Regions from separate parts of the Homo sapiens genome. Here region 2 is linked to region 1. Evidence: chromatin loops called from intact Hi-C (ENCODE). Cell type or tissue: gastrocnemius medialis. All regions are shown on one strand. Links, peaks and the distances in the headings refer to the core of each region. The heading gives the core; the rest is flanking DNA. Region 1 overlaps STAC (SH3 and cysteine rich domain). Region 2 overlaps STAC (SH3 and cysteine rich domain).

The links. A loop is a pair of places that touch in the nucleus more often than their neighbours do. Peaks named below come from ENCODE experiments on the same cell type or tissue, not always from the same donor. Only the 100,000 strongest peaks of a DNase experiment are listed, where the experiment ranks them.
Region 2: a loop joins it to region 1, with 2.2 times the contacts of the local background. A loop is called at or near these places in 1 of 110 quality-filtered maps.

What each region holds. Positions count from the first base shown.
Region 1 is chr3:36,469,004-36,486,047 of GRCh38, forward strand. It overlaps STAC (SH3 and cysteine rich domain), which reads left to right. Exons shown (of 11, transcript NM_003149.3): 3 at 13,989-14,089; 4 at 15,974-16,055. Among named protein-coding and RNA genes, the nearest start is that of STAC, 97 kb to the left of the region's middle. In gastrocnemius medialis, for the core only: no CTCF peak of the experiment used is centred there; a DNase peak (open chromatin) is centred at 8,858.
Region 2 is chr3:36,395,654-36,412,697 of GRCh38, forward strand. The region is part of intron 1 of STAC (SH3 and cysteine rich domain); the gene reads left to right. All of the region lies in intron 2 of LOC124906227 (a long non-coding RNA gene), which reads right to left. Among named protein-coding and RNA genes, the nearest start is that of STAC, 24 kb to the left of the region's middle. RefSeq lists an enhancer at 2,866-3,366. In gastrocnemius medialis, for the core only: no CTCF peak of the experiment used is centred there; no DNase peak of the experiment used is centred there.

The sequences.
Region 1 (17,044 bases), core at 5,150-13,149:
AAGACAGCAGAAACTTGGTTGGTAAATTCTAATCCATTCTCCCATTCTGTATATTTTAAGTGGAGCATTTAGGTCATTTACATTCAATGTTGGTATTGAGATGTGAGATTCTATTCTATTCATCGTGCTATTTGTTGACTGAATACCTTTTTTTTCATTGTGTTATTGTTATATAGGTCCTGTGAGATTTATGATGTAAGGAGGTTCTATTTTGGTGTATTTCAATGATTTGTTTCAGGATTGAGAGGTCCTTTTAGCAGTTCTTGCAGTGCTGGCTTGGTAGTGGCTAATTCTCAGCATTTGTTTGCCTGGAAAGACTGTATCTTTCCTTCATTTATGAAGCTTAGTTTTGCTGGATAAAAAATTACTGGCTGATAATTGTTCTGTTTAAGGAGGCTACAAATAGGACCTTAATCCCTTCCAGCTTATAAGATTTGGGCTGAGAAATCTGCTGTTAATCTGATAGGTTTTCATTTATAGGTTATCTGATGTTTTTGACTCAAGGATTCTTTCCTTTGTCTTGACTTTACATAAACTGATGACAATGTGCCCAGGCAATGATCTTTTGTGATGAATTTCCCAGGTGTTCTTTGAGCTTCTTGTATTCAGATGTCTAGATCTCTAGCAAGGCCAGGGAAGTTTTCCTTGATTATTCCCTCAAATATGCTTTCTAAACTTGTAGATTTCTCTTCTTCCCCGGGAAGCCCAATTACTTTCAGGTTTGGATGTCCCAAACTTCTTGGAGTCTTTGTTCATTTTTTTTTTATTTTTTTTTATTTTTCTTTGATGGATTGGGTTAATTCGAAAGCCTTGTCTTCAAGCTCTGAAATTCTTTCTTGTGCTTGTTTGATTCTATTGTCAAGACTTTCCAGTGCATTTTGCATTTTTTTAAGTGTCCTTGATTTTCAGAAGTTGTGATTGTTTTTCATTTATGCTACCTATTTCACTGAACAATTTTGCATTCATATCCTGTATCATGTTTTTTATTTCTTTAAGTTGGAGTGAACCTTTCTCTGGTGCCTCCTTGATTAGCTTAATAATTGACCTGAATTTTTTTTCTGGCAATTCAGAGATTTCATCTTGGTTTAGATTCATTACCAGTGAGCTGGTATGATCTTTTGGAGGTGTTAAAGAACCTTGTTTTGTCATATTACCAGAATTGTTTTTCTGGTTCTTTCTCATTTGAGTAGACTATGTCAGAGGGGAGATTTAGGATTCAAGGGCTGCTGTGAGATTCTTTTGTCCCACGGGGTGCTCCCTTGATGTGGTATTCTCCTGTTTCCCCTAGGAATGGGGCTTCCTGAAAGCCAAACAGTAGTGATCATTTTTGCTTTTCTGAGTCTAGTCAGCCAGCAGAGCTACCAGGCTCCAAGCTGGTACTGGGGAGTATCTGGAAAGAGTCCTGTGACGTGATCCATCTTCGGTCTTTCAGCTATGGATTCCAGCACCGGCTCCAGTGGAGGTAGCTGGGGAGTGAAGCGGACTCTGAGTCCTTGGTTATGTTTCTGTTTATTGCACTGGTTTTGTGTTGGTTGGCCTCCAGCCAGGAGGTGGCACCTTCAAGAGCACATCAGCTTTCATCAGTTTTTCATGTGTCAGGGAGTCTGTAGCAGTGATCCAGTTTCTTCGAAAGGTCTATTGATTCTCTCAGCTTTCCTGGTATGCTCCTGTGGTAGTTCTTAGAGCAAAAGTTCATGATGTGAGTCTGCACAAGCTGCTGTCTCCCCAAGTGGGATCTGCAAGCTAGTCCTGCCTCCTGTCTGCCATCTTCAAAATCTCCCATTTTAAATGCTATCAAAAATGACTGCCAATGATTTCTCCCAAGAGGCTGATCTTGCCAGATTTTGAAGTTCATGAAGTATGGCCAGAATTCTTGATTTGGTGCAAAAATTTTCACGTTACCTACTTTTATGTTTAAAGTGAACTTTTATAAAGCAAGGATCAACTTAATTGCTTATAAATTAAGATATAAGGGAGGAATTTGGAAGTTGTTTATAGTGGAGAGTAGAGTGCTGTCTATAGACCTGTTGTATTAGTCCATTTTCATGATGCTGATAAAGACATACCCGAAACTGGGAAGAAAAAGAGGTTTAATTGGACTTACAGTTCCACATGGCTGGGGAAGCCTCAGAATCATGGCAGGAGGCAAAAGGCACTTCTTACATGGCAGCAGCAAGAGAGAATGAGGAGGAAGAAAAAGCAGAAACCCCTGATAAACCTATCAGTTCTCGTGAGACTTATTCACTATCACAAGAATAGCAAGAGAAAGACCAGCCCCCATGTTTCAATTACCTCCCACTTGGTCCCTCCCACAACACATGGGAATTCTGGGAGATACAATTCAAGTTGAGATTTGGATGTGAGCACAGCCAAACCATATCATTCCACCCCTAACCCCTTCCAAATCTCATGTCCTCACATTTCAAAACCAATCATGCTTTCCCAACAGTCCCCCAAAGTCTTCACTCATTTCAGCATTAACCCAAAAGTCCACAGTTCAAAGTCTCATCTGAGACAAGGCAAGTCCCTTCCGCCTATGAGCCTGTAAAATCAAAAGGGAGCTAGTTACTTCCTATAATGGGGGTACAGGTGTTAGGTAAATATAGCTGTTCCAGATGGGAGAAATTGGCCAAAACAAAGGAGTTAAGGGCCCATGCAAGTCCAAAATTCAGTGGGGCTGTCAAATTTTAAAGCTCCAAAATGATCTCCTTTGACTCCAAGTCTCATATCCAGGCCATGCTGATGCAAGAGGTGGGTTCCCATGGTCTTGGGCAGCTCTGCCCCTGTGGGTATGCAGAGTACACCCTCCCTCCCAGCTGCTTTCATAGGCTGGCATTCAGTGTCTGCTACTTTTCCAGGCACACGGTGCAAGCTGTCAGTGGATCTACCATTCTGGAGTCTTGAGGATGGTGGCCCTCTTCTCACAGCTCCACTAGGCAGTGCCCCAGTAGGGACTCTGTGTGGGACTCTGTGTGGGGTCTCCCACCCCACATTTCCCTTCTGCATTGCCCTGGCTGAGGTTCTCCATAAGGGCCCCGCCCCTGCAGCAAACTTTTGCCTGCACATCCAGGCGTTTCCCTACATCTTCTGAAATCTAGGCGGAGGTTCCCAAACCTCAGTTCTTGACTTCTGTGCACCCACAGGCTCAACACCACATAGAAGCTGCCACGGCTTGGGGCTTCCACCCTCTGAAACCACAGCCCAAGCTCTACATTGGCCCCTTTCAGCCATGGCTGGAGTGACTGGGACACAGGGCACCAAGTCCCTAGCGTGGGGGCCCTGGGCCCGGCCCACGAAACCACTTCTTCTTCCTGTGCCTCCAGGCCTGTGATGGGAGGGGCTGCCATGAAGACCTCTGATATGCCCTGGAGACATTTTCCCCATGGTCTTGGGAATTAACACTGGGATCCTTGCTACTTAAGCAAATTTCAACAGCCAGCTTGAATTTCTCCCCAGAAAATGGGTTTTTCTTTTCTATAGCATAGTGCGGCTGCACATTTTCTGAACTTTGATGCTGTTTCCCTTTTAAAACTGAATGCTTTTAACAGCACCCAAGTCACCTCTTGAATGCTTTGCTGCTTAGAAACTTCTTCCACCAGATACCCTAAATCATCTTTCTCAAGCTCAAAGTTCCACAGATCTCTAGGGCAGGGGCAAAATGCCACCCAGTCTCTTTGCTAAAACATAACAAAAGTCACCTTTGCTCCAGTTCCCAACAAGTTCCTCATCTCCACCTGAGACCACCTCAGCCTGGATCTTATTATCCATATCGCTATCAGCATTTTGGGCAAAGCCATTCAACAAGTCTTTAGGAAGTTCCAAACTTTCCCACCTTTTCTTGTCTTCTTCTGAGCCCTCCAAACTGTTCCAGCCTCTGCCTATTATGCAGTTCCAAAGTCACTCCCACATTTTCAGGTATCTTTTCAGCAATGCCCCACTCTACTGGTACCAATTTACTGTATTAGTCTGTTTTCATGCTGCTGATAAAGACATACCTGAAACTGGAAACAAAAAGAGATTTAATTGGACTTATAGTTCCACATGGCTGGAGAAGCCTCAGAATCATGGCGGGAGGCAAAAGGCACTTCTTACATGGCAGCAACAAGAGAAAATGAGGAGGAAGCCAAAGCAGAAACCCCTGATAAACCCATCAGATCTCATGAGACTTATTCACTATCACAAGAATAGCACAGGAAAGACCGGCTGCATGATTCAATTACCTCCCCCTGGGTCCTTCCCACAACACATGGGAATTCTGGGAGATACAATTCAAGTTGAGATTTGGGTGGGGGCACAGGCAAACCATATAGCCTGTGCTTTATCTGAGGTCATGCCTGATCACAGGTGACATACCTGAGTTAGCTATGTGCAGTTCAGCCTAAAGAATCTGGAAATCATGACCTCAGGAAAATCACTATGGGGAATTGCAGATGATACACCCTCTAGCCATCACACCACTTACTTTTGCATGGAGATGTATGTTTTCCAAAGAGACGGCCCCTTCATTTTCCCATTTTGTGCTCATGACAGCCTTTCTCAGATGCACAGACTGAGGCTCAGAGATCAAGTGCCTGGTTCAAAGTCTCAGAGCTGAATACTATTACCTAAGTTTGTTGATGCCTTAAGCATGACTTTTACCACTCCGCCATGGTGTCTTTATAAACTATATATGTATGTACATACACATACATATTCACATATGAACACCCAAATATAATATAATTTATACATAGAGGTTTTAAAAATTGGTAAAACTGTTATCCTACTTTTTTTACTTCTGTATTCCTACATTTGAACTTCGTCACCCTGGCTTCACTCTTCGAAGCTTTTAAAAGAATCAACAAAGCCGAGAACATTGTTTTTATTAAATAAGGACTTTCATCAATATCATTTTAAAAAACAAAAATAAGCCCCTGAATAGGTAGGTGTGTGACAAAACTAGAAAGAGCAGCATACACTTACATTGGCTACTGCATCTGCACCTTTAACTTCTAATATGTTAGTGATAGTGTATGTAATCACCAGCTTGGAGGGCTTAGCAATAGCGTGTGCATGCTACATATTTTCAAAGGCCTATACTGGGCTGTAGTATATATAGTGGGCTGTAGAACCTTATAGGAATCTATTATGGGTACCCACATCCCTACAGCAGCTGGCCACCCTGAAAATTCCTGTTCACATTTGTCAACTATGAGACCCCATATGTAACCCATCACAAATGTGATGAGAATCACATTTCTCTTCCAAAGAGACAAATGTCCCTTCCAAAGAGGGTATTGGGCCAGGATAGTTGCAGCCCCAGAATCTTCTAAGGTAAACTTTTGGCACCTGCAAACTCTTGCTACTTCTCTCTCAACTTCATCCTCATTGACCATGGTTACATATACATATTTTAATTTTATCTTTATCATAGACAGTGTTGAGAGACCCACAGATGCCCTTTCACTTTCAGTGGAAGAAATCTAGACCAGAACAGAGTAGAGATCTCTCAGCGTGCAGATGGCTGGCAGAGGCAATGAGGAGAAGGGAAGTGAGCTGGGCTTCAGAGTTGTGTAGACCCAGACCCTAGTCCTGTTCCTGTCCTCACTAGCTGCATATTGTTGGGCCTTCATACACAACCTATAAAAATAAAGCAATGGAAATGCCACACAGACTGCTGAGATCATAAGAGGAGAGAAAAGTTTCAATATGAGCTCCACAGCCAGTGAATTATATACCCATCCCAACTCAACATTTATTCATTCTTTCCAATGAAGTTATCTATTATCCCTACTTCCCTGTTATAATAATATTTTAACTATAAAAGGTAATGTTCTTTTATTAATAAAGCGAGGAAGCATCCAGGAAATTGCCTAATGGTGCATAAGAGTTCAATCATTTTTAATCCCTTCCTACCTTTTTTCCTTCCTATTCAAATGTAAGAATACAGAAGTAAAAAAGTAGAATCAGGATGAAAATTCAAGTTTCTGACTTCTCATACAATGGCTTTTCTCGTGTGTGTGTGTGTGCGCGCGCGCACGCATGTGTGTTTGTATATCCACTGACAAACTCTTTCAAACTTAGTTTGATTTTTTCCTCAATTCATTTTTTTTCTTTCAAATTACCCTTTGTCTATATGAGAAGGGGAAAAATCATGCTCAGTGGCTTCATTTGGTTTAGCTAGCTTTGTGTGATTTCAGAATCTTAGAAATTGTCTCCACATCATTACTTCACATCAAAGAGAAGTAGCATGTGAAAGTAATGAAAATACATCATGTTATTTTTTTTTTTAATTCTACTATGGAGCATTGACTTCTTCAAATCATCGTGATTTCTTAGATTTTGAAGCCACAGATTTCAATAATGGCACTAAGGATGTATAATTTATGCATTCCTTTGATTGTGGAACTCAATATTCCAAACATGTGATCATTCAGGCCATTATTTATGTGTTTAGTCAGTTGCCTTTGCATTGAATCACTACATGAAACTATGGCTAAATTGTTATGCTTCCACACTCCTATTATTACATGTGTTTAGGTATATGATGGCAGGCATTTCTGGGTTATATATGTGAGGTAAAAGCAGTAACAGAAATCTGAAGCATCTGTCAGGATAACTAAGCATTCACAGAGGCTGTCGTGGGTCACCCGGGGAGGCATGGTGAAAACTCATTCTATAAGGAGGAGGCAGAGGCCAACACAAGCTATTAATAGGGAGAGAAGTCCACAAGCAAAATTATAAAGGTCAAGAGGCACAGCTAACTTAGTTCTTGTCCAGATAGATTTCAACATCTACTTTGAGGAGAGTAGGAGGATATGAAGAGCCAGTAGCAGAGACAGAGAGAGTGGCTCCCAGAATCAGCTTTCAGCCAGCATCCTAGGTCAGGCAGGAGTCTGATGGAACAGTATCTGGCCTGCACTTCAGGGTACCTGGGAGGTTGGAGAGTTCTAGATGCAGTCACATTAGAACATTGGAATAAAAAGCAAGGCTAGCCAGCTGGAAGCCCATACATAAAGACCTGTAGGCAGACTTGAACCTGGTGGTCATGCAGGCCTCCAGGAGTCAGGGGCCACGTAAAGAAGTCCATGTCTTTCCATAGAATTAAAGGGGCGAAGCCCCAGTATTCTCTTGGCCTGGACATTTGTCCTGCCCAGGCCTGGGTAGGCTAATCTTTCCTGATGGACAGTGATGTACTTTGTACCAAGCACTTCACTGACCACAGGGACCCAGAGGTAAAGAAACCACCATTTCATGTCAAGTCCCACATAATAGAAGAGGAGATGTCCTGTTGTAATAGGTGCTCTGAGAACGATGAGGGGACAGAGAAGAGTGGTGGGTTCCCTGTGGAGGGAAGGAGGGTGTGTGTGCAGGAGGCTTTGGAAAGTACTTAGAGGTGGTTCATAGAAAGTAAGACTGTTTACCAGTCAAACAAGAAAGGCAGGGAAGGCAGCATGAGCCGCCCTCAAGAGGCGTGACCCAGCCACCCTTACCAGAAACCATAAATGATCTGATAAAGCAAAGGAGGAACCCAAGGTTTCATGTTGAAAATGAAGCAAGGAAAGTAGGGAGGGGTTGCATGGTGGAGACCTGCTTCAGTGATCTCCATGTGATTCTGTTTCTTCCTTGTGTTAGTGTATATTCAAGGACAAACCGCTGATGAATAGAGCTAACTGCATTATTAGGCCTGTTTTTATTGTCTAGCACCAGTTTTGTTATAGCCTTTAGTTTAAAAGTACTGACTCTGTCATCATTATTACTGTTTGCATCATCCTTAGCCCTTAAATTCCTCTTGTCTGCCTTGGCACTGAAAATTATCCATTGCTTTTGCTCTCCTCTCTCCAGCTTTAAGACCCTTCTGTGACATGATCATTTGACCTTCTCTGGGCTCTGCACAACTTTTGATGCAGGCATCCCTCACAGCCTCCTCTCCGAGCCATGCCCCTGTACTGGTGGACGTTGAGAGGAGTCCAATAGCTAAACCTGGAAAAGCAGAGGCCTAGAAATTCTTTGGACTATCTTGCCTGTATTTACCTTAGAATCACTTATAGATACTTTATATAATCTAAGTAATATTTATGGACATTTCTATATATGTAGTTACAGATTTTTAAAAAATTTTTTCTTAAATCATAGTAAAGAGTCTTTTTTCTCTAATTTATACTAATTTCATCAAATAAATTATAGGACTAATTTTATACTTGTGTAATCTGGAAGCAGACTAATTATTAACAAGAATTTTAACTGTTGTTCATTGTTGATCTAAGTACTGTACTGATTACATTTCTTTTCTTATACAAGTTTATGTTTACTCATTCTCCAAATTATTTTTGTAGTTAAGTAATCTCAATAGTAAATCACCATTTTATCCTGTTTTATCTTTAACTCTGACATTTATGAAATTGGATTGAGGATTAAGCAATGCTTCAATGGCAAAATCTTATCAAAATGAGTCCAGCCAATTATTTTACAGATATATGTAATTAATTTCATTTTTTAAAAAAAAAAAGTTGATGCATGCTATTTAGTGTAGTAGGTTCAGCCACCAGCACTGAGAAAAGCTTTTCAATATTTTCTTCCAACATTTATGTACAGATGTCTTTGTGCTCCAATATTTGGCTCTCTGTGGACAGCTTGCTTAAGCATAGTGGTAAATGATACCACGCTCATAAAAGAGCCCACTGCCTACCTCCTAATCAGTGTTGTATTGGATTACATTGATCCATTCCAAACTCTATTTGAACATCGTGACTAAAATTTTTAATAATTTTCAGCTGTAACTCATAAAACTGTTTTAATTTAGCCCAGAACTTCAAATGCCCCGGGAAGAACTGATGACTTATGTGATGAGCTAGCCCCATGTTTTCGCAACATCTCCGTATCCAAAGAGCCACATCATTCCAAGGGATGACTTGACCCTGTTTCCAGAGACTTCATTTTTTAATCTGCTTTTTGTGACAGTAGTTCATGAGAATAGTTTAAAGGCAGATAGTACTGAAAGTTCTACAACAGAAACTGTCTCGTCCCAGATTCGCGTCTGAAAGGCAACCACTTTTGTCCTCTTTCATTGCTTCTTCTGTCATTTATTTCAGCATTCCTAAATGCTGTGCTTCTGCTGCTGTTTATTGATTTTGTTGGCCTCCTGCTACAGAAGATGAGGGTTGAGCTCTCACATCTCCAGCAACACCCTTTGTTTCTTTCTTCCTTGTTGTCACCTTCCACAAAGAGTCATATCACAATCTTTGCTCCCTTACTTCCATCTTCCCAAGAGTTTTATCACAATTTTGTGATACATGGCCAATTTATGCCCTATTGTGACTATTGTTAACTTCTGATTCAAGTATTGTACATTTCTTACAATCTTAAACATATTTTATTTTTCCTCAAATTAAAAATTGCCTTTTTTACTTCCTAAACATTTCATGTATCTATAATTATTTTTTTCATATGCCTTCACAGATTTGTCAAATGACATATCATATACTCAAAGGTATCAATAAACTTTTATTTATTTATTTACTTATTTTATTGAGACGGAATCTCACTCCGTCACTGAGGCAGGAGTGCAGTGGCACAATCTCAGCTCACTGCAGCCTCTGTCTCCTGGGTTCAAGTGATTCTCATGCCTCAGTCTCCCGAGTAACTGGGACTACAGGCACACGTAACGATGCCCGGCTAATTTTTGAATATTTAGTAGAGATGGGTTTTTTGGCCAGGCTGGTTTCAAACTCCTGACCTCAAGTGATCTGCCCACCTCAGCTTCCCAAAGTGCTGGGATTACAGGCATGAACCACCGCACCCGGCTAGTTTTTGAATTTGTAGTAGAGATGGAGTTTCACCATGTTGCCCAGACTGGTCTCTAACTCCTGGCCTCAAACTCCTGGCCTCCACCCATCTTGGCCTCCCAAAGTCCTGGGATTATACACATGAACCACTGTGTCTGGCTATCAATAAACTTTTAAGTGCTATTTTTTTCCAAGTCTGCTGCCTTACTTCTTTTGACGCTCCAGTGTACAGGTACTACAGAGTTATCATAGTGGGATACCGCTTACCTTTCCTCAGTGTCAGTTGTCAGTTCTTCTGTTATGTACTGGATCTGATATTTTCCTCTGTCTTGATTTAGTCTCTCATTTTTCTGAGTCATATTCTCTAGAAATTTCCTAAGAAAACGTATGTGTAAAGTAAATATTCTGAACCCCTCAAGATTGGAAAATATCTTTATTCTACCTTCATACATGTTAATAATTTGGCTGGGTATAAAATTCTGGGTTGCAAATCTTTTTTTTTCTCAGAAAATTTTAACAGCTTCTGAAATTTCATCTTCTTCTAGTTTCCAAGTTGCTACTGAGAAATTCAATCTTCCTATCATCTATTAAGTTGCTTACCGTATCTCCACTTGCCTTTTATCTTCCAAATATATGTTAAACTCTCATCTACTCTTGCTATTTCTCCCAATAACTTTGTTCTTCAGAGTATATGCTTTGTTTTTAAATTCCTGGACTGTAATTTTAGTAGGGTGTTGGTAGGACTAAGTGGGAAATTTATATGAACAGTCCACCATTGTTTACCCAAAGTTCAGTGGCATCTTTGTTTCCAGGTATTTAAACCCATGCAATCCTTTTGCATAAATTATCATACTATTCTATTAGCAACTCTGAGAGTAGGTAGTACTAGTCCCATTTAATGATTTAGCTGAGGTTCCAGAAATACTAGTAGTTTTCTTAAATTTAAAGAGCCAGACTGAGACAGATTCAAATTTAAAACTATGTTTTTTCCTACTCTACTCAGGCATAAGGGTCACTTGCAGCAATGACTTTGTGATGGGGATCACTAGTGATAAAACAAGTCAGACCATGGCTTCTCCATATCTTGCTACAATAAACTAATGCCACTGCTGTGATGTGAATTATTCCTTTGAACTATTCTCTGAGCTGCAGAACACAAGCTTTCCTCTTCAATCATTCTTGTTATTCCAGAGTGGACATTGAAACATCAGAAACCAAATAATTGCTGGTAGTCTGGTTCATACAAACAGTGTACTACATGTATAAGAACAGACAAGGAAACTGAAATCATGGTGTTTGGGTCTGAATAAAATATATATATTTTAACATATAATGATGCTATTTCAGAGTCCAGCACACAATGAAATAACTTCCTCTTTGAAGCTTTTACTTAAATTCCCACATAGAGCACAAATAGCATTCTCTAATTTGAAAACGAAAAGTAAGTAATTGCTTTCAAAGTCCAGTCTTTTAAAAACATAGCAGTCTTTCAGCTAAGTAGTTATTCTCAAAAAGGAAAAGGGACTTTTCAATGAGTATTTATAAACAAGCATACATGCCCAATAATTTATAGTGTGTTTATGTGTCACTTCAACTTTCTGTGAAGTGATTATGACAGCAGACACACATCATGTTAAATGATGCCATCCTGAAGAAAGTTTTCAGGTAACATACCTCCTGAAGGGTTTTAAACTCTTTTCTCATTCAGAGGTTTGCCTGTTGCTTTTCCAGGTTGCATGCCAGGTTCTTACCCCCCCTTATTTTATCATCCAGTTAGCCCCAACGTCATCTTCATGTAGGTTAAACAACCCAAATAAAAGGAGGAAATATTTAGGACAAGCAATGAAAGAGTGAAACTAGGCAGGACCTTCTCCAACCTGGGGCAAATCTTCTACCACTTGGACCCTTAGGTATCTCATCTTTGAAATGAAATAATACAAATAGATCTTCAAGTTCCCCCTTTCAGCTCTTGAATACTATTTATGCATCGTTGATTAATCAACTTCCACGAATTATCTCAAACCAGCCACCACTGCTTCAGTTCATGAGTGACCATGAAAAATGTTTTCATCAGGCATCATGCTCAAGAGCTGGGAATATCGAGGCAAATTAACAGACACAGTCCTTAGCCTCATTGAGTTCATGGTCCAGAGGGAAAGGCAGACTAAAACAAACTTTCAAATAAATAATAATTGTGATAAATGATGTGAAAGATAACCACAGAGTGTTGGGAGAAAAAGTAAGAGGAAAAGGATAATTTAGACAGGGGTGGGAAATGTTTTCAAGAAAGCTTCATTGAAATGCCAAGAGATCCACAGACTGAGGGGTTGCTAGCCAACTGAAGAGTGATGGAAACAGCATTCCAAGCATATGAAGCAGCATGTGTAGAGAGCTGAGGAATTAAAGAGCTCGAGTATTCAAGGAACTATAAGAAGACCACATGGCTAAAGCATGGAGGGATTGGCCTGAGATTAAGTTAAAGGTGGGCTCCCAAAGCCTGCAGAGCCTCGCCAGTATGATGAGCACCTTATAATACATCAGAAAGGCAGAGAGAACCTGCTGAAAGATGTTTAAGCAAGAAATAGAGATGATTTGATTACATTTTTAAAACATTACCCCACCACTGCACACACATTGAGTTGGAGGAGGACAAAAAGAGATGAAGCAGTGAGACTGGCTAGATGGTGAAGCAATTGTAGAGAAGAGGGTGGATTTTGTAATCTTGGGACATCCTCACTTTGGGTCTGTGGATGGCTGTGCTGTACAGTGGGGTATCTTGACTTCATGTCTCATACTACCTGGACATATTCATTCCTGTATCTCCCCTCTAAAGAGACTTACTTTGTTGAAATCCTGTTGTCTCTCCAGGTTGTCATCTTGCATAGCATTCTACATAATCCATATCTGATCCATGAGAATCACATACTTGTTGGACTCACCAACCCTTTTCCTAACAATCTTTTGGAGTGCAGGCCTTGTTCACACAGCTGTCTCCTCAGTAGGCTGACAGGACCCCTGGCCACCCACGTCTCTTATTTTTAGTTTTTTCCAAGAATGGGTATGGCCACAGCCATATGTCCCACAGACTCACATAGGTCAAGCTGTTAAAATAGTCTCCTTGAAACCCTCTCAGGACTGAGGAGACAACAGAGCACACCCCATCCTTCTCATCATGGTAAAGGAGGAGGGATAAGACTGATAGTGCCTCAACAACTCTGCAAAGAAATACTCTCTCCACTACCTCACCTTTCTTCCTCTTTTCTAATACATGAGATGCTTGGTCATCTAAGAGTGGCAAAAATACATTTTGGCACCTTTTTGAGACTTGCCTGGGAACCTACCATCTTACTTTGGGATATCAGAGCAGATGGCATTCTCTTGTCTGTGACTAGATGAAGGCAGAACACACCCATTTTAACATCCGTCTTAAGCTTTATCCAGCCACTTTCTGAAATAATGAACACCGGTGTGCAGCACCTGCCATCTTCCTGAAGCCCCCACACCCTGCCCTCTTATTAGGCCTCCCAGTTCCTCTCCAGTGCTCCTGCCTTGGGCCTTTGTGCATGAAGATACCAGGATGGCTCTCTGCCTTTTCTTCTCAGCCTTCTTTCTTCTCACTCCATGATAGCACCCTGTCCCAAGAAGCTAAGTGACTCACCGCAGCCACAATTTCATTATCATTCGCATCTTCTTCCTCTTTCCCCAGGCTGGGGTTGGCATCTGATTGAGTCCTCTCTCCCCTTCTTTAGAAGACTGTCAGCCCCACTCTCACACAGACCTGCCCTTCCCCCTTAATCAGTCATTTTCCTGAGAATTTATCCAACGGCTCAGTTCCTGTGATAGAAATACAGAAGAAAATACATCAAATTTCGGGACTTGCACTACTCAGTAAGACACAGAAAAGTAGAATTGAGTAACCTACATGAAAAGCAAAGAAAATGGAATTCACTAGCTTGAATTGAGAGAACAAAGGGCATGGAGGAGGCTTAGAGTTCCTGGAGTAGTGAATAGGAAAGATGGAGATAAACCAGAGTGTATACCTTAGGTAGAAAATGCAGGAGAAAGCAAAAGAATCTACCATATATATTTTTTTTCTATTTTGAAAGCTTCATGAAAAAGTTGTAGGAAAGAATTACCTGGGGAACCTCATTTTCTGTGATTTTAGACTAATCAGCAGGAAATGGCAGGTTGTATCCTAACCAAAGTTTGCCATGTACCTGACAGGAACAAATGCTAAGCATGGACTGCGCTGCAAAGCCTGTAAGATGAGCATCCACCACAAGTGCACAGATGGCCTGGCACCCCAGCGGTGCATGGGCAAGCTGGTAAGGGCTTGTGCCAGGAGTGAGGCCCACACCTCTCTGCTAGGGCACTTGCCTGCTGCAGTGAGATCACCCCCTCCAAAATCCTTCCCTGAAACCCTGAGCAAAGCACCCCAGAACTGGCTGCCAGCTTGGCTTCCTAATTGGCGTAATCAGAAAACAAGGACAAGGGCTTTGTCAACCCAATCAACAATGCCCCACCTTGAAAGGGAGTCAGGGTCATTAACAGAGTGACCAACTTCTCCCAGGTTGGCACTTTCTCAGTTTTAATACTGAAAGTCCCACATCCTGGGTCTGTTCAGGTTTTAAAAGTGAAAGTCATGCATCTCAGGAACCCCCTAAGTCCCAGGCAAACTAATGGTTGGTCACTCTAGTGCTTCCTTGGTGGTCAGCTCAGTGGGTAGCAAGAGAGGACAAGAGCTAAGCCCCCACAAAAGAGGAGAGAGTAATAAATATCTGCACCACTTTAACAGAATCTCCCAAACCAAGGGAGATTGAATGGCCCTTGAGATGGCTGATCATACCATCTCAGGAGGATGGGCTTCAGTCCTGGTGCCACATATTGATTAAGAGGCAATTCAAGCCAGGCACAATGGCTCACGCCTATAATCCCAACACTTTGGACACCAAGGTGGGTTGATCCCTTAAGCCCAGGAGTTCGAGACCAGCCTGGGCAACATGGCATGACCCTGTCTCTACAAAAATTTAAAAATTAGCTGAGTGTGGTGGTGTGTGCCTGTAGTTCCAGCTACTCAGGAGGCTGAGATTAGAGGATCGCTTGAGCCCAGAAGGCAGAGGTTTCAGTAAGCCATTATTGCGCAACTGTACTCTAGCTTGGGTGACAGTGAGAACCTGTCTCAAAAATTTTTTTTCAAAAAGCAATCCAGAGCGCATTTGAGGGTGTTTGAAACTAGGATGGCCAAAGAATTGTAGAAAGGACGAAGAATGTCTACCCTAGAGAATAATTAGACAGGACATCAACAGCTGTCTTCAACAATTTTAGACCTAAAATTTAGAAGAGTAACTCCATTGTCCTTTGAGGCTCCTGGGGAAAGACCTAAGATCAGTGGATACTAAGTCTTAACAATAAAAGATAATGTCTTGCTTCCAGGGTTAGTGAATGCTCCTTCACCCCCTCCCATCACTGACAGTGTAACGACAAGGGACACCACTTTCCAGGAACATTAGACAGGATTCTGGAATTCTAGAAGGGACTGGGCCACCAAGTTCCCATCCAGTAATGGAGTACAGTCAAGTCCAGGTTCTTAGTTTATCTATTTACTCTGATTTGCAATGTCTCTTTTCTCAAACCTCTGCCTCCCCTGCTTCCCCTTCTCCTTCTCCAGTGGTGATTCCCATAAGCCAAGACAGACCATGAAGGAGAGGTCAGAAAAACAGAGAATAGAATCCAGATTACAGAGCAAATGATTCTGGCTAAAGCTCTTCAGATATACAGGAGCTTTTAGGCCTCCCTCTGAGGTCCACTTACCCATGCCCAGGCCTTTTATTTATATTATTTTAACAAACCACAATAACAAACTGTGGTGAAATAATATGTGGCAGTCCACTTGTAATCCAGGAGGCAATGAGGATCTGGGATGCAAAGGAGGCTGCAGTGCACTGCAGGAGGAGGACAGACACGACTGGGGAGGCCAGGGCCAGGACCTTGTTTTCTGGATAGAGTGTAACTTGCTAGTTGCCACTATTCCTCCCTGCCTCTGTGTCCCTGCTGGGATTAAATTGTGGAATTATAGGATAAGTCGGCATGTTAATGGGAGACAGGAGGGTGCTCCTGGAGAAACCAATTGGTTTTATTTAGGGAGCTCTTGTATGGTTTTCTCCATCTCCAGTGACATTAACCCCTTGCCTTCCTCATTCTCTCTCCAGCCAAAGGGGTTTCGGCGTTACTACAGCTCCCCCTTGCTCATTCATGAACAGTTTGGCTGCATTAAAGAAGTTATGCCCATTGGTGAGTTGGGACATTGATGGGTTGAGTTGAGTTTGAAGCAGCAAAGTTAACATTAATGGCTACTGTCCTCCCATGGCTGCAAAACCCGTGGGGTATCTCTGTGTGTTTGTTTGGTGGCTATTTGGGGTATGACTGTGTGTTTTGCTGGAAGGGAAACATAAAGTGGACCAAATTCTCCAGGAATTTTCATCCTCTCCCTGATGAAGCTCAGAAAACACCTAAATCCCAAAGGCTACTGATTAGTAATTCCACCATCAGCAGCATGGTGGAGTGGAAAGAACACGGAGAATGGCTTCCCCCAGACCAGGCTCTAAGCCCAGCTCCCTATTGACAACTGTGTGTCTTTGAACAAGTTACTTGACCTGTCAACCCCCACAAAATGAGAACAGCAATTGCTGCTTTTCATAATTGCTATAAAAAATAAATATAGGTTATTCACCCATGCTTAGTAGGAGCTCAGTGAATATATTATTCTCTAATGCAGATCAAAAGATGCCCTCTATTTATTGATAGCTTTGGCTTGGATTCTTCTCTAACAATATCTTTCAGTTTACTTCTATTATTTTTTTTCTCTCTCTGAAAATCTCGACATCTATTTTTGCTTTTTTTAGGGGGGGCAAGTTTTAAACTAGAAATTTATAAGTTAGAAAGCTTTTAATTAGAAATTAATGAAGCCCAGTAGTGACAAGTTATTTCTAAAACAGTTGCCTCCTACTGCAAACTTTGTGTCTCAAGTCTTTGTACCTTGGTGAGCACAGCCTCCCAGTAGAGGAGATAAAGCTGATCCCTGCAAGAACCTGGAAATCAGAGAGGAATAACGAAAGAGGAAATTCAATCAGGAAGAATTCGGGAGCAGAGTACTAGCTGGTACATGGCAGGACCTGCAAATGGGAGCATGCTGGGTGGGGGTGCATCTGTGAGGAACACTTGGCCATGAAAGCCCTGTCTACCCAGAGGCTAAGTTCCTCTGCACAGAGCCTGCTTCTCAG
Region 2 (17,044 bases), core at 4,780-12,779, 74 kb before region 1:
TTAGCAGTTAGAAGATAAGAAGCAGGATGGAATGAGGTACAAACAAAGTCATCAAGAATTAAAAGTGTTAGTCTCACTGCTTATGGAAGCTCTTCTCTTCTATGTTGCTTGGTCCATGTAGGTTATCAGTCAACCTTCAGTCATAGGGACTGACTGTCAGTCCCAGTAATCTACATTTAAATCTCCTCATGTAGCAAGAAGATAGCAGCAAGGGCCAGAATCATCCAACAAGAAAACACATTGATTTTTGGCTTCTATAAGCATCTCTCCACAAAGTTTAAAAAAAAAAAACAAAGGTGAGAGTCAAGTAGAAAGACATTGGATTAGAATAATTTACTTCAGTCCTAGAGTCTTTCTGGTACATAATATTTACCTCTGCGATAGAGAAAACTCTCTGGTCATAGTTTTCATCATAGAAATTTATTTCCTCCTCCTCCAGTTAATCTTATTCTAAAAACACAATGGGAGCCCCACCCTGGAATTCAACAAGCTTAGAGATTTTCATATTGATTTCTTTTTTTATATTTTGTTTTAGCAGATATTGAACCAAAGTTTTATCAGGCAGAGTATACATGACTTAGATATACATATGAAAAATTAATTATAAATTGGATCTCTGTTTATTGAACAATATTTTTCTACTAGTTTCATTAAAAAATTTGAGATGAAGTTTCTTGGAAAAATAATATTATAAAAAATAATAAAAATCACAGGATACAAATGCAATAAATCTTTTACATCAGATTTATGGTTGAAAAATGCTAGGGATAATTTTCTGATAACACATTATTACTACTATACAAAGTTAGTCACTACTTTTTTCCAGAGTTCCATATTTTAGGGGAAATTAGTGCTTTCCATCTCACAGAAGTACAGGGATGCTTCATTGGAATGCTCAGGAAAGGAGTCATCCGGGAGAATCAAGCCATACTAATAATGGGGGGCAAGAAAATGTTCCAAGCATTTTTCCTGTTGATAATTTTGCTTGTAAATCTTTCTGGCTTACATTTCCCTGCTTTTAAAAGCAGAATATACCAAATGTAATTTCATTCCCATATAATAACAGCGTTGCAAATGCTTTGTAAATTTCAAAGCAATTTTATCGTTTTTATAATTTCCTTCTCCTAGTTACTCAGAATCACTCTTCTGAATGCCAGTTATTGAACTTATTATATGTAGGGTAGTTTTTTCCTCGCACTAATGACTCTATACTGCTGTTCTCTCCTAGTTCTTGTGTCTGATTCTTACATTTTACTATCTCCTCCCACACAGAGTCTATCCCTCTCTCTAGTCTACTCTAAGGCTTCTAATTTGCTTCTGCTAATTTGCGTTTGTAGTGGAAAATAAATCACCAAACTAGTTGGAGTTTTTTGTTCCTCAAAACAAAATGGACACTGAGCCTAATGGACTATCAGAAAAGTAAACACGGTTTTGTCTTTTAGTGTTTTGTGTTTTGTTTTTGTTTTTTATTTAGTGATTAATCTGGTAGTTCAGACTTTTTGTTTATATTTTCTGATTCTTGGTTATGTTTCCTATAAGTCTTTTTGTCAGATACTGAGTTCCTGATAGATTTGAAATTTCTTAACTCTTGTTTAGAAGACAAATCAATTAAGCTAAAGTTGCTGGTACTGACTTATTTAATTAATACATTTTTGCTGGTTGCTTAATGTGTTGATCAGTTTACTGGTCATTATTTTCGATGGATCTGACCTTCTAATTAACATTGAAGAAATAAATTCTCAAATATAAGATTTCATTATTGTAAATATCTGAGTGGATCTTTTTAAGCTGCCATATTGGGCACTATCTCTTCTATTCAGTTATATATACTGTAAGTGAAAATGATCAAAATAAATGTGTCATGAATATGTTGCATGAGACCAAAAAAATAGCAAAAGAAGAAAAATCCAGTTTACAAAAATAAAGCATACAGTTTATGCTTCTTCCCATGAATACAAGAAAGAACATGATGTAAAATCAAGAGGCCTCATGTCAGACCACCACTCAGACTACTGAAGCCTCCAAATTGTGCAGATATTTAATCATTGTGAAAAATCTTCCTTCCAGGAGGAATAACTTCAATCCACTTTGGATCACCCAAGTGCTCTTAGAATTTCAAGGATTTTATGAGCTTGTCTGAAAAAGCAATATAAGTTGTTTCATATGTTATTTCTTTGTTCGTTCTTGTGGTTAGGATTATTTTGGCAAAGTTTATTTCATAGATTGCCGATAGGATGACTTTTGCATGCAGCAGGCAGCAAAAAAAAAAAAACCTAAGCTCAATTTGTAATACATTATAGTGTTGATGATGGGAGATATTTAAAACTTGTGTCTGAGGAGCCAAGAGCAAAATGCCAAGCCATCTAGCTCCATGGCAGGATCTTTCCTGGCTCTCAATTGGACCTTCACTGGTAAGTTTGTCCATAGCCTGGTTGGACAGCTAAATGAAGAGCCTGAATCTAGCTCTCTGAGCCCGTGCATCTGGTTCCCAGACTCTGGGCAGCAGCTGTGAAACAGAAGGAAGCTCATGAAGAGAGCAGCAATTTGACCTCATCCCCTGATGGTCAGACTAAAATGTTACCTGCCAGTTTATGAGCTTTGTAGTAAGACTATTTTACTGCCATCTATGAAGGTATGTTAAAAAAGAAAGAAAGAAAGAAAGAAAGCAAGAAAGAAAGAAAGAAAGAAAGAAAGAAAGAAAGAAAGAAAGAAAGAAAAGAAAGAGAGAAAGAAAGAAAGAGAGGTAAAGAGAAAGAGAGAGGGAAGGAAGGAAGGAAGGAAGGAAGGAAGGAAGGAAGGAAGGAAGGAAGGAAGGAAGGAAGGAGGGAAGGAAGAAAGGAAGGAGGGAAGGAAGAGAAAAAGAAAGAGAGAGAAAGAAAGAAAGAGAGGTAAAGAGAAAGAGAGAGGGAAGGAAGGAAGGAAGGAAGGAAGGAAGGAAGGAAGGAAGAAAGGAAGGAGGGAAGGAAGAGAAAAAGAGAGAGAAAGAAAGAAAGAAAGAGAAAGAAAGGAAGGAAGGAAGGAAAGAAAGAAAGAAAGAAAAGAAAGAAAGAAAGAAAGAGAGAAAGAAAGAAAAGAGAGAAGGAAGGGAGGGAGGGAAGAAAACAGTCACCCATCAGATCATATCATCTGACTTGAAGGAGCCTCCTTCTGACATACAGGTTGCTGTTGCTGTGGAAGGTATTGAGTTCAGATTTTCTATCATCCCTTATTCCTCACCTCTAGTTGAGGTCTCTAAAAAGCAGAGCCTGAGGTTCAGAAGCATATAATTCATGGAAGGTGTGCTGTCAGGAGAAAACCCTAGGTAGGATACAGCAGGAGAGAGGGCTGAACAAGAATGTGGTCTCACGTGAAGTCTTACCTTGGCCTGACCCACATGGGGTACAGAGTGCACCAGAGTTGCCCCTCCCTTAAGGAAATATGGCAGGACTTTTTTTTTAACTTTGTGTCAGCTAGTCTTTGGCTCTAGAAATGGAAGAGGGAGGGGAGTACAATCTCCCAAAGGGGACAGTTCCCATTAGTTGAGGGTGATTCTCTAAAGGAAGAGAGATCTGCCTGCCAAAGCCACTGGGAGACAGGGCAAGGGCCCCAACAGGGAGGGTCTGGATTGGGCACCCACAGCACCCTCTACAGTGGGTTCCTGTCTGTGCCTCTTTAGCCAGAGCAGTCGTTTCCCTTTTCCATGCTCCAATATTCGGAATTTTATTACAATTTTTGCTTCAAAAGAAGAGTGCTGCATTTGACAATGGGTTGATAGACACCTGACATAAGTCTATAAGGGCTTTTGGCCCTAGGAACTGGGTGGTTACCCCTAGCACGACACTGAGTAACATAGCAGAAAGTGTGAACTATAGATTTTCAGGGAGGGTGTTTCCTCTCAGAAAACACCATTTGGAGGGGAGGGATAGCACTTGGCAAGATTTCATTTGGCCAATTTAAAGTGCTGAGTGATGGAGGACAGGTGGCCCAGCTGCCCTGCTCTCCTAAGACAGCCTTAGTGATCTTGTCCCCTCATATGGCCATCCTTCAATCTAAAATAACTCAATTTATTAAAAAACCATGGCTCTAGGGTAACTTACTCGAGAATCTTGGAAAAATTTCAATTAAATTGACTCATATACATTCAGTTTTTTAAAATGGTCTCCCAACTGACACTGAAGTCATAGATAAATCAAAGCCCAGATCTGGAGTCAACCTGGATTGTGCCTCAAGGTTAAGCCAGCTTTGACCAGCCACTGCTAATTCTACGACTTAGGCAGCCCCAGGCAAAATGGAGGCACTCATGTGCAAGTGCTTTGGAAAACACTGAAGGAAATTAATAAATGGAAAGAAAGGATTAAAGTACTTAAAAGGGGGTGGGTTGATGCCCCGGTCGAAAGAGGTACAAGCAGTAAAGTAATAGTGAGTGACCTGTGGAAGCTTTCCTGCTCAAGACCCAGCACTAAACACTTTGCTTTCAATGTCTCATCCCCTGCGAGTTTCTCAGTTTCACACAGGATAAGTAGTTCGTTGTCAAATTCAGGTCACCTGACTCCCAAACCTGGGCTACTATGTTTCAGATTCAGATAGATAATAGAGAGATAAATGGATAGATACAGAGATAGAAATATATAAATAGACACACAGCACTTGCTGCTCAGCTACTGTCAAATGGTCATTTGTCCACGTGTTATATAACTATTCGAGAGCCTTAATGGAGCATTCTGAATCTCATTTCACTGAAAATATAATGTAAAGGAACATTTGAAATCATCACAGATAACCCCATGATTTTAGGGTTGAGGGAACTGAGGCTCACAGAGCTTGAATTATTCTCGCAATAACACACACATACTACAAGCAAAATCCACAAGACAGAATATTTAGACCTATACGCTGGGTTGGGACATTCTATAATGACCTTCAAGAATGTTATAGAGCAGTTGGCTGCAAACTGAAGTGCATCAGAATCACCTAGAGGGCCAATTGAAACACAGATTATTGGACTTCATCCCCAGAGTTTCTGATCTGGTAGGTACTGGGAGAGAGCTGAGATTTTGCAGTTCTGACAAGTTTCTGCTGATGCTCGTGCTAGTAATACAGAGACCAGACTTTGAGCACCACTGCCATAGAAGTAAATACCTACTCTGAGTGCCTGTGATATCCATCCTATTTGTTTATTGCTTTGACCATAATTACGTGCAAGTGTTCTCTTGACCCAGGCTTGTCTGTAGATATTCCCTTCATATGAAAGGGCTCCGATTATAGCCTCTGTCACTCCATGGATGGCCAGAATTAATTCATGTAGCAAGGAGGAAAGTGCCAGGACCATAATGGGTTAGTCCAACCTTTCATACACCATCCCTTCTTCCCCAGCTGTGGACTTGGTTAAAGAAGGCAAAGGATGTCGGCTTCATATGGCTGAGATTAGCTCACTGAAACCTCCCTATAATGTTTTGTGTTTATTTTGAAACTACTCAGGAGTCAAGCCTCTAAAAATGTACCTATGTTTACATTTTGGAGTCACTTTTTGTGGAAAAGAGTCTCCATTCCTTCTGGAAATAAAGGAACAGATGGTCAGCCAGGTCATGAAAGAGGCAAAGGGAACCTCCCAGCTATGCATTTCCTTGGCAGGGATTTCACATTGAAGGACACACTCTTGTTCATCCACAGCATGAGCCTGCCTTTTCCAGTATATTCTTAGAGGGTTTCTTATGCTCAGTAAAATGCTCATTCTTTTAAAAGTCATTAACAAAAAGGCAATGAGTTGCTTTATTTCCAAAACCTTGCAGAAAGCTACCTTAAGGACCTCGATAGAAAATAACCAGTGTGTCAAATTGGAACTATAGTTAGAAATGCTGCAGGGAACCCAAGGAAGCCCGCACTGGCTGCTTTAGGAACTTGGGTAGAAATCACACTGGAAGAGCTGCAGCCATAGACAGGATTCCCCAGCTGCTGTCCTTGGGCACCTGGGAACCTGCTTCCTCCCTGTCTACTAGCAAGACAGAAATATGAATTGTTTAATGAATTGAATCACAGAAGGCAGAGCCAGATATATAATTTGCGGGGCCCAGTGCAAAGGGAAATCGGAGCTCCTTGCTCAAACATTTTGAAGAAATTCAAGACAGCAATAGCAAAAAGCACTAAACCAAACTTGGGGTCCATCTAAGTGCTGGGCCCCATGTACCCACACACAGATCTCATCCACGAAGCAGGTCTGCAGCATGATCATCATGGCACAGTTTGGCAGAACAAGAGAAAGGGAAGGGGAAAGGGGATGGACATTTCACTTGGACTTGCTGTGCAAGGTGATTTAGGTACATCATTTTATTTAGTCTCATTTCACAGATGACAAAACTATAGAGGTGGAGGCTGAGAAAAGTAAAGCCGCTTGCCCATGGTCACATGCCTGATATGTCTACACTGAGATTCATTTCTGACTCTAAGTCCCTGTTTGTTTGTTTGTTTGTTTTTGTTTTAAACTTTTCCACATTCATATTCCTGAAGCAGTATTGGCTTGTAGGAAAAGCTCTTACATATGTTTTTAACTTCTATTCCCTACAAAGCCAAAGAAAGAGTGAATAATGTAATGAATAAGATAATTAGAAAATGGTCCAAATCCTGGTATAATGATAATAATAAAAGTAGAAACAAGACATGGAGGGGAAGAAGAAGGAAGGAAGGGAAAAGGGAAGGGAAGAGCGAGGAAGAAGATGGGGAGAAAGAGGGCGGTGAGGAAGAAGGAAGGTGAGCATGTGCTGGACAGTTACTACATACGATCTTGTATGCATTATTCTGTTTAATCATCACAACAACCCTCTCAAAGAAGCCTTGGTTTTGTGCCCACTCTACAGATGCAGAGCTAGAAGCTTACAGCACTTAGTTAACTTGCTCAATGCTAAAGGCTCAAGATTTCTGTCTAAACAACATCTAACATTAGCCTAGGAAGTCACCCAAAATGGATTTAAGGGCTAGGCAAGGGAACAGAGTCCAAGATAATTCTAGACTTCAAAAGTTGTAAACTGCAAGAAAATAATAATAATAAACAGAAGGCAGCTCTATACAGGAATAATAAGAAGGAGTATAAATGAAAACATTCAAATTCCAGAGTAAAAGCCTCCATACATTGGCATTTGTGGGAGTCTCCATCCTGCCTGCTTGATCCCACCCACGTATCCTAAAGCAAAGTTGGCCTGTCCGTCTTCCCACCTCAGATGGATTCAGGGGAATTATCTACTCAGAGTCTTATCTGCAGAGGAAACTCATTCTAGCTACCCATATGATCAAGCTAGTTATTCACCCTTAAATATGAACAGACAACTAAAGCATAAACCAAAAGGACCACTGTGCACAAACCAAACAGCTAACCCAGAGAAATAAGACGTAACACAAGGATTATGGCTAGCCTTGAAAACTTTCTAATTGATATCTTCAGAGAGATTCAAGAAGTATTGTGACCATTTCAAAGGAACTGTTTTTTATTTCTTTTAAAAAGGTACAATCAATGCCTAGGAATGAATTTTTTGGAAAAATCAGATTTCTGTCTAATTTTTTTGTCAGTTACAATAAGTAATTTAAAAACAATCAATGCAAGGCCTGAAAAATAGAATGAACAATTCTGAAGACTGAATCAGATAAATGAAAGATAAAGTTGGAAAATCTCCCAATACATAGAACAAACGACAGATAATTAATAAAAGAAAGGTCTTGAAATATTGAAAGTTGACACAGGTCAACCAGTCAGTCATCTCCACTGGGAAAAAAACAGTTTGTTTTTTTTTAATTCTCAATTTTCTTCTATTTTTATTTTTAATTATCTCTTCACCTCCATTTTAGTGGAAAATTTTTTAATAGAAAAAAATTTTAAAAATTCAGTAGAAAAAAAGTTATATGTTCAAATTGAAAGGACTCAATAAGGAATGAGCAATGAAAGTAAAATAGAAGTGCCACACAGTAAAAGCAAAAAATGTAAAAATGATATGTGAAAAAATGAAAAATAAAATGGAAAGAATTCTGCATACACAATTAGTAAAATCATGTGACATTTATAAACTACAAAAATAGATAAAATCCTTAATATTTCCAGAAATTAAGAAACAGGTGACCTTATCATGATGAAACTCAGAGGGGCATCAAACTGAGAGTAAAAGTCAAGGGTGCCATGGTTTCAGATTCTGAGCAGAAAGTCTATTCATTCTGGAATCTGGAATCCAATACTGAGTCATTTGAATGACTCTGAAAAAAACAAGTCATCAACATGTCTCCCAAAAGAGCATAGATAGAAATTAAATCCTGGATAAAGCACTAACAAAGCAATTTTGCACAGTGACTCTGACTTGAAAGGTATTTTATATTTTATCTTGTAACACAACTCTGTATGCTACAAGCTCAAAATACAAAACACAAATTCCATTAAATTCCTTTACACCAACAATACCTATGACACACCTATGAATATCTCTAACAAGAAATATGTAGGTCCTATGTGAAAAAACATGCAAGCATTATGGAAAAACAAATAAGGAGATCTAAACAAATGGAAAAACATGACATTTAGATGAGAAGACTCAATATTGTAAAGATGTCAATCACCCTAAATAAATATGTAAGCTCAAGTTGATTCCAATCATATACCAACAAGTCTTTTTTAAAATGCAAATTGACAAATTCAGTCTACCATTCTTCTGAGGAAATTAATGGCAGATTACTTAAACTTTCTAAGGCACATTCTCTTCCCGTGTAGTATTGGGATCATAATGAAACCTATTTCAAAGGGTAATTGTGAGAATTAAATGAGATAATACATGCAAAGCACTTAGCACAATTACCAGCTGATAATAGCACCCACAAATCTTAGTTTACATCATATTATGCTCATGTATATAAATACTCATATGTATGATAATGTTCATGCAGCAGTATTTATAACAGCAAAAATTAGTAAGGCCTCAAATTTCTATCAGTATCATAATTATAATGATTAAGTACAATATACTATATCCCACAGCATGGAAAAATATTATTAAAATTTGTTATGAATATGCCTATAATCTGACATGAACAAAGAAAGTCACAAAACAACATGTGTACACATTCATGTAAAAAATATATAAAAATTGGTAAATAGATGATAGATGTTTTTAAATAAAAGTAAATATATGTTAGTAAGTTCACAGAAATGTTTCTGGAATTATACGCACCAAACTGTTACCAATTGTTTGTGTATAGAATACAAAGATTGATGATATTATAAATTATATAATATACAGCTATTATATATTCTTTATTATAAATGCATCTATTAGGTTGGTGCAAAAGTAATTGTAGTTTTTGTCATCACTTTAAATGGCAAAACCACATTACTTTTGTGCCATCCTAATATATTATCTGAAAAATTTAAAATATCATACGATTCTTGTTTACTTTAAAACTATGAAATAGGAAAGGACAGTGTTTTCAGGTTGTAGTTGAGCTTCAGGAGATCCCTGTGCCAGCAGGGTCGCCCTCAATGAAGAAGGAGGCTTGCACCAAGCTGCTGGCCTCACCTTGGGGCCACCCATGCTTAAACCCGAATGCAAACCCCTCAGCCACCAATTCTCTCTTCAGCTTTATCTCCATTCCTACCTGAGCTTGCTACCCCTGACTTACTGTGCCACACTCCCCAAGTGTTCCAACCCTCCACCATGTGCTCTGAAACCTTGAGCTGTGATAATCATGCTCCCTTGTATTATGAGGGTGTTCACAGCTTCTCTGTCTGATGAGTCACTGAGGCCAGGAGTTCCCGAAGACACACAGCTTCCTGCAGCCCTCCCCAGTGAAAGCTTCTCCCAGCACTGTACCTCCAATTTTATGGTAGGAAGGTGGAGAAGGATCTCCTTCATCATCTAGGGCTGTCGCTTGGCAGTTACTCCATCCCCAGATACACAACTGATCGCTATTTAAAGACCCTGCATGATCTAACCCTTGCCTCCCCGTCAGCTCCATATATGATATAGCTAAATCCCCAGCCACACATGACAGTTCAGCAACTGTGAACTACTGAATCCATCATGTGTTTCTTGCTTCCATTTCTTTGCCCTTCTAACCAGATCTCTTCTTTCTTCTTTTAGAGACAAGAGTTTTGCTCTGTCATCCAGGTTGGAGTGCAGTAACATGATTATAGCGCACTGCAGCCTCCAAATGCCTGGGCTCAAGCAATTACTGCTTCAGCCTCCCAAGTAGCTGGGACTACAGGCGCATGCCACCATGCCCGACTGCTTTTTAGTTTTTATTTTGTAGAGATGGGGTCTCACTTTGTTGCCCAGGATGGTCTTGAACTCCTGGATTCAAGCAATTCTCATGCCTCAGCCTCCCAAAGTTCTGGGATTATACGCATGAGCCACAACAACTAGCAGATCTCTTCCTTCTGACCAGAAGACTGTTTCGTATTTCCCCTACTTCTTGCCCCCTCTATTAGCATGGTCCCAGTAGTGCTTTAAGACACAACTTTGATCAGGAAACCTTTCTCTTCAACCCTCAGCCCCCTCCCCACCCAGCAGCCTGGGTTAAATGGCCTGCTTAGGTCTGCTTCGCTGCACAGACTCTGAGATGGAGAATCACATGCAGGTAGTTTCTGAGAGGCACTTTTGGGAACAGGCCCTGGAAGACACCAGGGAAAGTGAGAATGGGCTAAGGGAGATGTTAAACTGCAGTGCAGTTACAGCAAAGGCCTTGGTCTATTGCATGAGGAGCTCTGAAGCTGGAGTGGTCCATCAGAGTTGTTCCAAATTGGCAAAAGAGCATGGGGCCTATACTCTCACATCTACCAGCTGTGCCTCCAAGGAAAGGACATGGTCTTGATTGAGGCTGCCCCATTCACTGCGAACCTGCAGCCAACAATGCTTCAACAGCAAGGGAATAAGGCTGGTGATCTGGGCTGTGCACCACAGCTCCCGCTGCGTGACCGTTCTCTGCACTTACCAGCATGTGTTATAATGTGTCAGTCTTCCCTCTAGACCAGAGCTGAGCAAGCTACAGTCTGCAGGAGAAATCCAGCCCACTGCCTGTTTTGTAAATAAACTTTCATTGAAACACAGCCATGTTCATTCATTCACACATTGTTTATGGTTATTTTCATATTATAATGCAGAGTTGAGTAGTAGTGACAGACTATGTTGACCTGAAAGCCTGAAACAGTTACTGGCTAGCACTTTACAGAAAAAGTTTACCAACTCCTGCTCTATTATCTTACACAATATTCACTATTGCCTGGAAATTAAGTTTTAGAGGAATAATCAATGAATTAATGTATGGATGAATGAATCACATGGACTTGGGTTTCATTCTTGGCTCTGCCACTCAAAAGGTATGATCTTGGGCAAATGGATTAACCGCTCTAAATTCACGTTCCTCATCAACAAAATGAGACCTATTACTTCCTTTCTAGGGTTGTAGTAAACATTAAATGGAAAAGCGTATGTAGACTAATAGCACATTACCTGGCACATACTATATGTTCACTTAAGTGGGAGCCAGTAGGTCTATTCAAAAAGTTATGTTTTACTTTAAGGCTGAAAAAGGCTGAATTATGTCCGTCTTCCCTTTATGAGTAGGCCAGATGTTAGTAGTGCTTGTCTTATCAAAACAAAACAAGAAACAAACAAACCAAAAAAAAATAGATAAACCTTTAGCACCTGCCAGAAACACAAGGCCTTTCCTGCTGCGTAAATATGACAGACAATCCTGGTGGATCTCAGAGGTATCATGCTTTATATTTCTGGCCCAGATCCTAATTAATTGGTAGAAGCCAGATCCCATAAATGAGAAGTGCCAAAATTTAAGGATGATGACTAATTTGTCATAGCCATTCAGAATTCCATTTCATTAGCAGGTAGAGCCATGCTTTGGGCCAGCCCCAGAAGATTGTCTCCAAAGCAAGATTTCCAGAGGCACCAGTCACTGCACATTTGATGGGGCTTTTAATGCTTTTATATGAGCCACTTTGTTAATGACATTGTATTTAGCTAAGGTAACACTAGACGCTATTAACCTCCAAAGTTCAGTGGTTTAGCACAAAGAAGAAGTTTATTTCTCATTCATCCAACAGTCCAAAGTGGGTGTATTAATTTTCTATTGCCATATAACAAAAACACCACCAATTTAGCAGCTTAAAGCAACACAAAGTTGTTATCTCACAGTTTTTGTTTGTTACAAGTCTGGGTATAGGTTAGCTGGATTCTCCCTTAGTATCTTATGAGGTGGGAATTGAGGTGTCAGGATTTCAATCTCATCTGAGGCTTGGAGTCCTCTTCCAAGTTCACTGCTTGTTGGAAGAATTCACTTCCTTGCAGCTGTATGTCTGAGGTCCCAGTTTTCATGTTAACCACAGTCCAGGAATGTGCTCAGTAACTAGAGGCCACTGTAGGCCCTTGCCACATGGCCCCCCTCCTCTCACAACCTAGAAGCTTACTTCTTCAAGGACAACAGGATAGTCTCACTCCAGTCAGCCAGGGTGGACTCTTGTATACAATAACAACGTAGCAATCATCACAGTGACTATCCCATCACTTTTCCCATACGATGTAAGCTAATCAAGGGAGTTACTATCCCATCCTCTCCATAGGCCCTGCCCACACTTTAGGGGAGGGGACTATGTACTCCTGCTCCCTTAAGTCTTTGTTGTCTTCTTCCTCCTCTTCTTATACCCTTCTTTCTGCTCATCTCCTCCTACTCCTACCACTAGCCCAGTTATTGTCATTCTCCACCAGGGGTCTCTGTATGTTTAGGAGACCCTATTGTTTGCCTACCCCAAAGCCACTTATTCCTCTTTTTCCTTTCTAATAAAATGCTAGTATTGCTCTGATATCCACTCTACTCCATATTACCATATTCTCAGTCCAAACATCAAAGATGCAAATCCTGATTGGTTTAAGCAATCATGGTTGTTACAATTCTGGCCGATGAGACCTGAAGGAAATCTAATGGTGAGGCTCCTGGAAAAGGTTTTCTAGACTGATTAGAACACATACAAGAGAAAATGCCATCATTCTTCTGCTTCTGAATAGTTGCAAACAGGCAGCCATTGTTTGACCATGAGAGAAGCCAGATTTAAGGCTGGAATGAGGAAGGCAAAGTAAAAGAATGGAGAGAACCTGAGTCCTTAGTGATGTCATTCTGCTGCTGAACTAACTGTCCCTAGAGTCTCTCTGCATTAAGACCTCTTGTTGTATCAAACAATATTGTTTAGACCAGGTTGAAACTTGGTTTCATATACCTCCAGTTGTAAACACCTAAATGATTGGGTGGATGGTGTATCAATTTTTAATTGTGATACCCTCCACAGAGCACAGCAAAATTATGCAAAATATTGTGGTACCCTTACTTCACATAATATAGTGGGAAACATTAATGATGATGATGATAATGATAACACCAGCAACAAAGTAGACAGAAGCTGCCTCTGGTAAAGGATTGAAGTCAAGGTCACAAACATGAAATTTGCAAAATCAATTGCCCCTGATTTTCCTGAACAGCATCTAGAAGTATATAAACGTGGGTTTGACATATTTTCTATAGTCTTCCAGATTTAGCATTATCCAGTTTGAAAACACAGAGTAAGTGTGCCAGTGACAGACTTGAGAGAAGCTGTTAATGAGTTGATATTAAAAGCTTGATTGAATGCCCCTTTCCAATCCAAATCAGTGGAGCAGAGTAGTCCAAATCAGAATTTTGTTGATTTATGCTTAACAAGGTTGTAAGGAGGTAAATAGAATTCATGCTCAGGCTCCATTAGCATTGGGTCAACAGTCGATATTCCCAATATAAAAATGCATTCTCAGTGAGGTTTGCTTGTTTTCGTTGTTGTTTTATTTTTGCCATAACCATGCATCCCAGCCCTATGGATGACGTGAACTGAGTGGTTCTTGACCCAGAAAACCAAATGAACTCTTGAGGAATCATGTCCATCAAAAGTTTAGTTGGCCTGTAGTGCTGAGAGCAACACAAATGATTCTGCACAGTGACACTGACTTGAAGATATCTTGTATCCACTCCATCCATCCACGTGCATCTTGGGGAAAAATAGAGGAGGCAAGTCATGCATTAAATTATCAAGGTAATATATTTCAGGTAAGTGGCTCCATAAAGCCAAACAGAATGAACATTCTACTGGCAGTGTCTAGAGAAATCCGTCAGCCTTATATTTCTATTTATGTAAATCCAATAAACAGATGAGGGAAAGCTAGGGCATTTTGCAGACCTTGAGAGGAGATTTGTTCATGTTCATCAAGTCATATTGCTTGGAATAGGTTAGCAGTAGGTCTCTACAAGAATGGAGTTTTTATTTTCTTTTAAAGGTGTATGGAAATGAGAATCTAAGCCAAAGATCATCTGGAGTGGCCTATTTTTAGAGAAAGTGATTTGCTGAATTTGTCATTCATCCCACTGTGAGCCATGGCAGGCATCAGTAGTAACAGCCAGCTCTTACAAGAAAAATCTTTCCATTCTTGAAAAGCATTAAAAAGAAATGTTATCATTACAAAGGCAGGTGAGACAGGAAGTGAGGGAATAAGAAAATGTAACGCATTTTCTGTGTATTTGTGTACATATTACTATATATATAGATTTACTAGTGTGTGTTCGCCTGCTCATATGCTTATCAGTGCACGAGTGTTAAGTTATGTGTTTCGTGGGTATGTGTGTCTATATCCCATGCTCTGTGAATGTAAGTAATAATAGCTAACTAATGTTTATTGGGTTGATACTGTGCCTAGACTCTGTGCTAAGAGCTTTATGAGGATTCTTTCTTTAAATTATCTCAACAGCCTACGTTTTCCATTCAACAAAGAGGCTAATAGAACTATTAGAATCAGAACCAAAATTTGGATCCCAGCAGCTTGACCATTTTGGGCAAACAGCTCCCCAGGGCCCACTGCCATTGATCAGGTTGCCGTGCTACATGCTGACTGTATTTATATGCGTGTTTGGATATTTTCTGTTTGTTTTGGAGAAAAGCTTAAAGGATATCCGTTCTTTTTGCTGTCTATATTAAATAAGTACATTTACTCAGGCTGAGACAATTAACCAAACACACACACCCATATTCTTGGTAACATATTGATGTATTCAGCAGCAAATTGAAATTGAAAAACTAACATCTGAGGGTGTTTGTAATTCCTGATTGATCTTTGTCTTTATCTTCAAATATTATATGTCTCATAATCCACTTAGTTCAATCTGGTGCCTTGCCATCTGGCCTCTGGCTCATACAATCAGTTTGTGTGATGTTTGGGACTATACATTTACGGGATTTGAACTCTCTTTATACCAGATCTTCACATGGATGTCTAATAGTCAACACAAAGTTAACCCATAAAAAGCAACTGCCCAATATCTATCCCCTTCATGTATCAGACATGCTTCTTCACACTGTCTATCATCTAAGTAAATGGCCACTCCCTCCAATGGCAACTATAGAAACCAAAAAACCTGGACTCATCCTTGGCTACTCTCTTTTCCTCAAACCCCACATCCAACCCACTAAGAAATCCTGTAGACTACAACTTCAAAATATTTCCAGAACATACCACTTCTTACCATGTCCACTGCCATACCCCTGGCCTAAGCCATCTTCTGTCTATAGAAATGCTGGTTCTTTCTATAAGTCATAAGTCAGTACAAATCTTTTTAATAGTCAGGTCTCTTAGAGTCAAGTAATGATGTTCTATAACACTGAGAATAAATCTAGAGTCCTTATCAAGAATCTGCATATGTAACTTTATCTGTATCTTCTGCCTCCTCCTCTCCCTCTCCTAGTCTGCTCCAGTCATTGAAGCTCAACTCCTTGATGTTCCTCAAACACACAGAATATATTTGCATCTCAGCTTGAGAAAATGACCAGGATCAAAGAGTGCTGGTGGGAGAAGTTCCAAACTGACTCTTAAAAGAAGTGCTCAGGAAAGGCAGGGAGTATTTTGCCAACAAATTGCACCATAGGAATTAAGACCATAGCATCTAAGCCCAGGAGAGACTGTTCTTCCATGATGAGGTCTTCAAGAGACAATGATGAGAGGTCCCCAGGTTGTAGGTCCCCTAATGGAGATTAGACCAAGGGTTGTAGGCTGTGAAGGCAGCACATATGTCCTGTCATGAGACAATATGAGTGGGTCACGAGCATGGCTTTTGAGGTCTTAGGAAACCTAAATTCCTGACTCCACCACTTCCTATCAGCATGTAACTGGGGGCAGTCACTTGGCCTTTCTGAGTCTCAGTCTCCTGATATTTCAAAATTTTGCAGATTTAACTTCTCACAATAATATTTTGGATTTATCAAAAATCTACATATGCCCATGGGAGTATAGCATATATGTGCTATACCAGTTAAATATATTAACTGTACAAGTTAAAGATAATTTTGACTAAAAGTAACAGACAGAAAAACCTAACTTACAATAATTTAAGCAAATATGGGTCTGTTTTTCTTACATAGCAAGAAGTCTGGAGGTGGGAAGTGGCTGTCTTAGTTCAACTACTCAGCAAAGTCATGAAGATCTTCCTTTGCTCAGCCACCTTGTCTGGTTGGTTTATGTACTCTTGCTTATTGCATTGAAATGGCAGGAGGGCTGCTGTAGCTTTTGACATTACGCCTATGTTCTGGACAAGAAGGAAAGAAAGAAAGGGAGGGACAATCATGTTCTCTCTTTTATTAGGAAAGCAAAACTCTCGAGAAATCTACATTGGATGTACATTTCATTGGCCAAAACTGTCACATGGCCATTTCTAGCTGTAAGGAAAGCTGGATACATTGCTGTTCCAAGAAAAATAGAGGTTTTTTTTTTAAAGGGAAAGAGAAGTAGGAATTGGAAATTGGGTATACAACTAAAAGAGTCTGCAGTGGGAGGAAAGAAAGCCTTTCGGGGGAAAAAAAGACTGAGAACTGCTTTAAGAAACATACAAAGTGCCAAAGATATTCTTCTACATTGTCATTTGTCAGTTTTATTCTTTCACATTTAGATTTTTAATTCAACTGTAAATTTCTGTGTGGCATGAAGAGACAAAGGAATCCAATTATCCTAAACCATTCTTATACTCA